2 separate regions of the Homo sapiens genome follow, and region 2 is linked to region 1. Evidence: chromatin contacts called from ENCODE Hi-C data. All regions are on one chromosome and are shown on one strand. The core of a region is the stretch at or near the end of the contact, and the rest is flanking DNA. Distances in the headings are between cores, read along the strand shown.

Region 1 (3,929 bases), core at 768-3,267:
GAAATCCATCAAGAACCTGTTAGAAAATGACAGCTTCTTGGGTCAGCCCCAGTTCACTCTTACAAATGGACCTCCAGCTGCCCAGTGGATTAGTTCTTCCACATCTGTCTGAATGCTGCTTTTTATGTTCCTTGGCATGTCTCTTTGTCTCTAAGTACCCCTCAATCTGCCTCCCTTTGCCAAGGAACTACACTTCTAATGTCCCCCTCAATCCTGGAGGGGCTGACAAGGGTGCATTTGGCTGTCCTCTGGAGCACTGTACCCAAACACACTCCCTGCTGTGAAGCAGCGTCACCCAGCACTGATAACCAGCTTGTTTGCATCCAATGAGACAGAACACCCCTGCACAACGACCTACAGGAAGAGTGTTTATTCCTGGCAGATAGGCAGCAAGGGACAACAGATGTCTAGGATTCATCGGAAGCTGGTCCCACACAAGGCTCAGGTAAGCTGCCAGGGCAGATGGAGTCTTATCTGCATGTGCCCTACTTGCAGCACAACTGAGGGGCCCAGGAAAGCCATCTGCCCTGGTTTTACACCGTGGAGAATGTGACTCACTGAGCTCAACTATTGAAGGACATCCCATTCTTGCGGGGACTGGAACAGGGCCTGGCCAGCTCCCCCTTACCTCAAGATGGTGCATGCCTAGCTCGTTCCACAGTTATTCTTTTTTTTTTTTTTTATTTGAGACAGAGTCTCACTGTGTCACCCAGGCTGGAGTGCAGTGGCACGATTTCGTCTCTCAGCAACCTCTGTCTCTCAGGTTCAAGCAATTCTCCTGCCTCAACCTCCCGAGTAGCTGGGACTACAGGCGCCCGCCACCACACCAGCTGATTTTTGTATTTTTAGTAGAGATGGGTTTTCACCATGTTGGCCAGGCTGGTCTCAAACTTCCAAAGTTTGAGATTACAGGTGTTAGCCACTGTGCCTGGCCTCCACAGTTATTCTTGACAACTACAAGCAAGAAATGGAGAAGTGGCTCAGTCCAAGGCCACCCAGAGAACAGCCCCGCACCTGCCTCTCTCCAAAGACCCTTGATCATGCTTTTCTCACTCAAAGCTTTCAACTGCTCTCTCTAACCCAGCTCCAGGCTAATTCCCTTCTTGCCCAGTATTTCTCAAAACAGCGAGACCTTTATTTTATGAACGTCTCGGCCTGCCTGTATAATGCCACACTAACTACTGCTTATAGGACAGTTGTACAGAAAAGATGAGGCAGGCAAAGCAGCTGGCCCCGAGCCTGTGCATAGCAGGTACTCAACAAAGGCAGTCATAGGTGTCTTCACATCACACAGGTGGAAGGCCTGCTCAGCCTGAGCCTTAGAAACTGAAAGCCAGACAGAAGGGAATGGGATTCTCTTTATCTGGCAACACTAGGACAGATATCAAAAAGGCAACATGCTTCTTAACTGCCTTTTATTTTTGAAGTCCCCATTTCAGATACTTTCAAAGTCACTCAGTCAGAAATTATTGCAAGCCTGACTTGTGTGGGCCAGTGCTCCAGCTCCTGAGGGAGAGACATGGAAACCAGGCCCCTGACAAAACCTGCAGGAAACATGGGCCTTCAAGAATAGACTTATGAGAGGATTCGTTTGAACACTGTCAGGTAGGGTCAATCTTTTTAGGCTTCCTGGAGGAGGTGCCTGAGGTAAGTCTCAGGGCCTGAGAGTTCATTGTCAGTGTGAAGACTGAGCTCTCCTGGATCCTCCCAAGCATTTATGGAATGAAGTTCACTTGCATTCCGTACAGAAAGCAAATTATTTGTGAGGTCCCAGGATGGGAGAGGGGGATTTTGATAACCAAGATTTAGCCTTAAATATCTCTTCACTTCCTACAGGGAAGCCTTGCCTAACTCCAACCTCCTGACCCCAACTAGTCAGAAGCCCTGAATTTACGCCCCCATGGCACCCTTCCTTCTCCTCATGGAGCTCATCAGAAATGTGATTGATCATCTGTGTGGTCCTTGCCTCAATGTCTGTTCTCCCCGACGGAGTGAGATGACTACAAGGTACAGATATTCCTGACTCCCATCTCCCTGTTCTAGCTGATCCTGGTACAGTGACTCACACAGGATAGATTCTTAAAAAAATGTTTGCTAAGTCGATAAAATCCTCCAAGGTCTTTCTTCTTTTTTAACTTTCATTTTAGGTTTGGAGGTACATGTGAAGGTTTGTTATATAGGTAAACTCATGTCACAGGGCTTGTTGTACAGATTATTTCATCATCCAAGTATTAAGCCTGGTACCCAATAGTTATTTTTTTCTGCTCCTCTCCCTCCTCCCTCACTCCACCCTCAAGTATACCCGAGTGTCTGTTGTTCCCTTCTTTCTGTTCATGAGTTCTCATCATTTAGCTCCCACGTGTAAGTGAGAACATGCTGTATTCGGTTTTCTGTTCCTGTGTTAGTTTGCTAAGAATAATGACCTCCAACTTCATCCATGTTCCCACAAAAGACATGAACTTGTTCTTTTTATGGCTGCATAGTATTCCGTGGTGTATATGTACCACATTTTCTTTATCCAGTCTGCCACTGATGAGCATTTAGGTTGATTCCATGTCTTTGCCATTGAGAACGGTGCTGCAGTGAACGTTTGCGTGCGAAGTGCGGTCACTTAACCAGCAGCATGGATGCCATCTGGAGCTCGTAAGACATGTGTCATCTCAGGTCCCACCCAGAGCTGCTGAATCAGAGCTGGGATTTTAACAAGCTTCCGGGTGATTCACGCACATTGACATTTGAAGAAGTCCCAAGGCCCAAAGACACATCTGAAACTTAGAGAGGGGTGGGGAAATAGCAGTGGAAAGGTAAGAGTTGGATGGAACTACAGACCTTTAGCAGTCTGCCCAAATGCCCTCCACTGACTCTCCTTCCATCCCTCATCCTTCGTTTCTTTGGATCTTAAGCACCTCCTCCAGGAAGCCCTCCCCAAGTCCCACTGGATTGAGTTAGAGGTCTCACCGGCATGCACCCTCCACACTACAGTTTTATTTTAAATTCCACCCTCCCCCCACCCACCCCCAACCTCCGCCTTGGTGATCTATCTCCCCCAGAGGCTTTGGAGCAAAGGACAGAAATTTGTTTTGAAAACTTCGTGTCCCTAGTGGCTAAAAGAGTCACTGGAAGCAGGTAGGTGCTCAGTAAATAATTACTGAGTGACCAATTGACCCTTAAACTTCAGTCTTCTGACTACAGCCACGCCCTTTCCACCTCCCCTGCGGGCGTCTCAAGCCGAGGACAGGCTGGGGTCCTACCCACCGGCACTTCATCTGTGCAGGGATACTCAGAGGAGGCACGTGGGTTTATTTAAAAGCGGATGTTCCCGAAGGGAGAGGTGGTATTTCTTGGTGTTGAGTGAAGTATGAAGAAAAGGAAAGGGTGCATGGCTACGTGGCGAGAAGCTATGAAGTTCAACTGTAAGACATCTGTTTACCCAGGAAGGGTAAACAGAGCTCTGAAAGAAAACACTGAAAATCACTCCGCCGTGGAATGGGCTTTCCTGCCAGGTGCAGGCCACTCAAGCAGCTGCAGAAGAATCAACAGGCAGGGACTCCAGCATCCACCCACAGAGTCAGGGAGGGCCCCTCCAAGGTTCTTTCCAATTCAGTTTCAAGATCTAGGCCAAGAGTCTGCAACTTGTCTTCGAAATGGGCAAGGAGGTAAAAATGTGGGGCTTGCGGTTGACGCTGTCTTTGTTGCAACTACTCCACTCTGCCACTGTGGCTGGGAGGCAGCCTTAGATAAGATGCAAACCCATGGGCATGGCTGAGTCCCAGGGAAATGCTAATGACAAAAGCAGGTGGGTGCCCCCACAGACCCTAGTTTGCTGACCCTCGATCTAAAATAAAACTGAGACAAAACTAAAGTAAGAGTAGACTGCCCACTTTGGATTCTCAAAGGCTCAGGGCAGACGCTGTGGTTGTCTCTCTCTG
Region 2 (3,929 bases), core at 651-3,150, 47 kb before region 1:
CCAAACGCAGTCTGCACCTCAACCTCTGACAGCAGCCCCCATCACTCTAGCCTTCTTTCCTCCTGCTCCAGCCACTCTGGCTTCTTGACTGTTCTTGAACACAGCAAGCAATCGCCTGCCTCGGGTCTTTGCACCTGCCCTTCCCTCTGCCTGGAATGACGTTTTCCCTTACTTCCTTCTGAACTCCATTCAACTATCACCTTATCAGAGAAGCCCCCAGTAAAATAACACCTCCAATCACTCATGCCACATTGGTGGTTCTCTTGTTTGGCTTTATTTTCCTCCACTGTCATATTATACACACTTGTCATAGTGTAAATGCATCCATTGCTTGTTAACAGTCTTCCCCCATGAGAATGGAACATCCATGAGGGCAGAAAAGTTGTCTGTTTGCTGCTATTTATGCAGTGCTTAGAACAGTGCCTGGCACAGAGCGGGGTATATGCTCCAGGAGTATGTGCTGAGAGGAAGAAAGGAAGGAGGGAGGAAGGGAGGGAGGAAGGGAGGGAAGAAGCAAAAAAGGAAGGAAGGAGGGGAGAAAGAAAAAGAAGGAAAGGAAGAAACAAAGGAGGGAGTGAGAGAGAGAGGAAAGAAAGGAGAGGGAGGGAGGGAGGGAAGGAGGAAGGAAGGAAGACACTGGACTCCTTGCTAGCCCACAAGCCCACCCTCCTCTTGCCTCCACATCTTGGTCTGATGCTGTTCTCTATGCCTGAAAGCTGCTCTCCCAGCCCTCTCTGCCTGCCGACGTCTTTCTTGTATTTGGAGACAAGCGTCAGCTCCTCCTGGTCTATCCCAGAAGGGAGTCTCTGCTCCCACCTCTCTCCTCCTCCAGCAGTTTGTTTTAGGCACCATCGTAGTCAGGGTCCCAGCAGGAAGCAGAATTTGCCACAGATGGTTCAAATGAAGAATCTTTAATGAAAAGACTCTTAACAGAGGTGAGCAGGGTTAAGAGGACAAAGATAGGATGGCAAGGGCTCAGAGACAGGAAGCATCAGGGAGTGGTTGTCACCCCTAGGACTGAAGGGACAAGAGCAGGAAACTGGAGGCAAACTGTACAGGAGGAGACATCAGGTAGGACCCAAGTTGTGAAGGATGCAGCTCTTGCAAAAGATGCAAAGATAGAAGGAGTGGGAAGAAAAACCTAACCTCCTTTCCCTTCTTGGAAGCCAGGTGGCCAGAAAGCCTGGGCATGAATGGGAGGCTACAGGGCCAAGGTTCAGGCAGCAAAAACAGCATGTGCAAAGGCCCTGTGGCAAGAGAGAGCTTTCAGGGGGTAGGAGGAACTAAAAAGAAACTCAGTGCTGCTGGCCAGCTGAGAGCTGGGGAGGAGACAAATGGGAGAAGGGGTGAAAAAAAGAGGCCGCAGGCGGACCATGTGGGCCTTAAGGATACAAGCCCCACCTCCTGGTTTTCCTGGGGCAGTCCTCAAGGACACCTGTTGTCCCAGAGGAGGCATTAGTAATAAGCTCCACCCCCTAAAGATCCCTGCCATCCCCCCAACACACACACACACACACACACACACACACACACACACACACACACACTTCACTCCCACAAATGGTCCTGATTTGAACAGTAACTTACCTGGCCAGCCTTTCCACAGGGTGTATTGAAGAGCTCTGTCTTCACTGTAAGAGTCGGGATCCCTGAGGGTTGCAGGCAGTGTGCTCATTGCTCGGATTTGCATTTGTAAAGGGTATTCGGGTAGCAATAAAGCAAATGAGTTTTAGGGGCCATGGCATCAGGCCTGATAAAGATGCTATGGAAGTCCTCCAGGGTACCCTCGGACCTGCCTTTTAACATTCATGAGCTTTGGGATAAAATCCAGATGCCTGGGCCAGCTTCCCCCTTCCCTGTGATCTGCCCCACTTCCTTCCAGCCCCACCTCCTGCCACCCGGGCAGCTAGGAGCCCATCCTGCTGCAACACAGGTGCTCATCCTGCATCACAGGCATCACAAGCGCTCATCCTGCTGCAACACAGGTGCTCATCCTGCATCACAGGCATCACAGGCGCCCATCCTGCTGCATCACAGGTGCTCATCCTGCATCACAGGCTTCACAGGCGCCCATCCTGCTGCATCACAGGCACCCATCCTGCTGCACTTCTCGCCACTCCCTCATGGCCCCAAATCCTTGCTGTGCCCAGGTCTCTGCAAAAGCTGTGCCCACACACTGCACCACTCTCCTCTCCTCTCCTCCCCATTGCAGGCAAGCTCCCATTCTTCAAGTGAGAATCTGCTGATACACGCAGGTATTCTGTTAAAGGATCTCGTCACATCATTCTGTTGATGTGACATTTTCCATCTCTCCCCTATTATACCATGAACCACACGAGGATAGAGGGCTTGTCTTTTCCATGACAATATTTAATGTATTTAGTCCAGTGTCAATAAATTAGTAGAAATGAGGGAAAGAAAAGAAAGGGGGAGGGAGAAAGGAATAATGGGAGGAGAGGAGGAAAGGAGAGAGGGAGAGAGGGAAGGAAGAAAGGAAGGAAGGAAGGAAGGAAGGAAGGAAGGAAGGAAGGAAGGAAGGAAGGAAGGAAGGAAAGAAGGAAGGAGGGAAGGAAGGAAGGAAGGAGGGAAGGAGGGAGAGAGTGAGGAAGGGAGGGAGGGAGGGAGGAAGAGAGGAACTCTCAGGTGACTCTAAGCTATTTGTGATTCATCTTTGTTTGCAACTTATCTGGAATCTTGAAGTGAACTTCGGGGACCTGTTAACTTCTTCTTACACAATGCTTTCTGTGATACTTCTTTCCCTTTGTTCTAATTTTTTCCAAATCTCTCAAACTTTCAACGTCCCACACTTCGAGTTACATCGAAGCCCACTCCACTGCAAAAACTTCAACTTGTGATCTTGTTGTCTCAAACATCCTAAGGTTGTATAATAACCAAATGTCTTTGTTCTCACGATGAGAGTATGCATCAAGAATCAAAGAAGCAAGAGGAAAAGGAACGTTCCAGGCTATTACTGTAACAATCCAATTACAATGCCTATCAAACTTAACTTCACAGGTTATAGCTCCTAATTGCCTGACAAAAATTGACACTTCAGTCGCAACAGCATAATATAATCAGAGTCCAAATTAAATTTGATCGTGGGCAGAAAACGATGCTATCATTTGAAGGCATGGAAACAGGAGATCAACTAGCATGATACCAGGGATCAGAAATGAAAATTATTCATTAATGGCAATGCGTTTCTGATAATGGAAATGACACAGTTCAGACGGCTTCGTAAAAACACTATTAATTAAAAAGATGATAGACCTAACAAGCCGTAGAAACCAGAGGACTTTTTTTGGGGTGTGCTTGTTAAGGTGAAAGACGACAATGTGTAAGAACAGAAGTTGATGCACTTTCGTTGGAAGTGTTTCGCTGACGCATGAGCCAAGTTTACTGGCCATTGCTTTGTGAAGTGACATTCTCCAGGGGGCCATGTTCCAGGACTATAAGAAATAAAAAAAAATAAAAAGAGTCTTTGGCCATAATACAGCTCTGCAGTAAGTGCAAATGGTGCTGGCTGTAAAATAGAAGGGCCCAATTCATAAAACAAAAGGCTCAAGGGAGTTTGGGGTACAGTAAAAGAAAAATAGGCCTGGACAACTCTTGAAAGGGTGTGTGTACGTGTGTGTGTTGTTTTCCACCTTGCAAGTTCTGTGTGATTTGTCCCAGAGGGTGGCATTAGTGATAAGCTCCACCCCCCAGACCTCCCTGCCCTCCCCCCAACACACACACACACACACACACACACACACACACACATACACTTCACTCTCACAAATGGTCCTGATCTGAACAGTAACTTACCTGGCCAGTCTTTCCACAATCCCTAATTTAGGGGATTGAAATACACAAAACGACAGGCAAATCTCAGAGCCCATCAGGGTTTGGGTACAGAAATTTAAAGTTCCTTTTTTTTGTTTGTT

What was found. Hi-C counts contacts between places; a loop is a spot of excess contacts on that map. Pooled maps may share reads with other maps.
Region 2: a map of endothelial cell of hepatic sinusoid shows a loop between it and region 1 (3-fold over the local background). The contact joins the promoter of LINC02304 here to the enhancer-like site in region 1. A Hi-C loop is called at or near these places in 2 of 168 maps with a recorded cell type or tissue (PC-3 and endothelial cell of hepatic sinusoid) and 2 of 50 pooled maps.

What each region holds. Positions count from the first base shown.
Region 1 is chr14:97,106,044-97,109,972 of GRCh38, reverse strand. No RefSeq gene overlaps it. Among named protein-coding and RNA genes, the nearest start is that of LINC02304, 47 kb to the left of the region's middle. RefSeq lists an enhancer at 2,052-3,251. Within about 2 kb of position 2,017, at least 3 of the 41 ENCODE cell types and tissues checked have a DNase peak (open chromatin) inside an H3K27ac peak, as active enhancers do; they include PC-3, where a contact is called at or near this core.
Region 2 is chr14:97,152,828-97,156,756 of GRCh38, reverse strand. It overlaps LINC02304 (long intergenic non-protein coding RNA 2304), which reads right to left and starts at 1,900. Exons shown (of 2, transcript NR_146554.1): 1 at 1,588-1,900. RefSeq lists an enhancer at 2,167-2,336.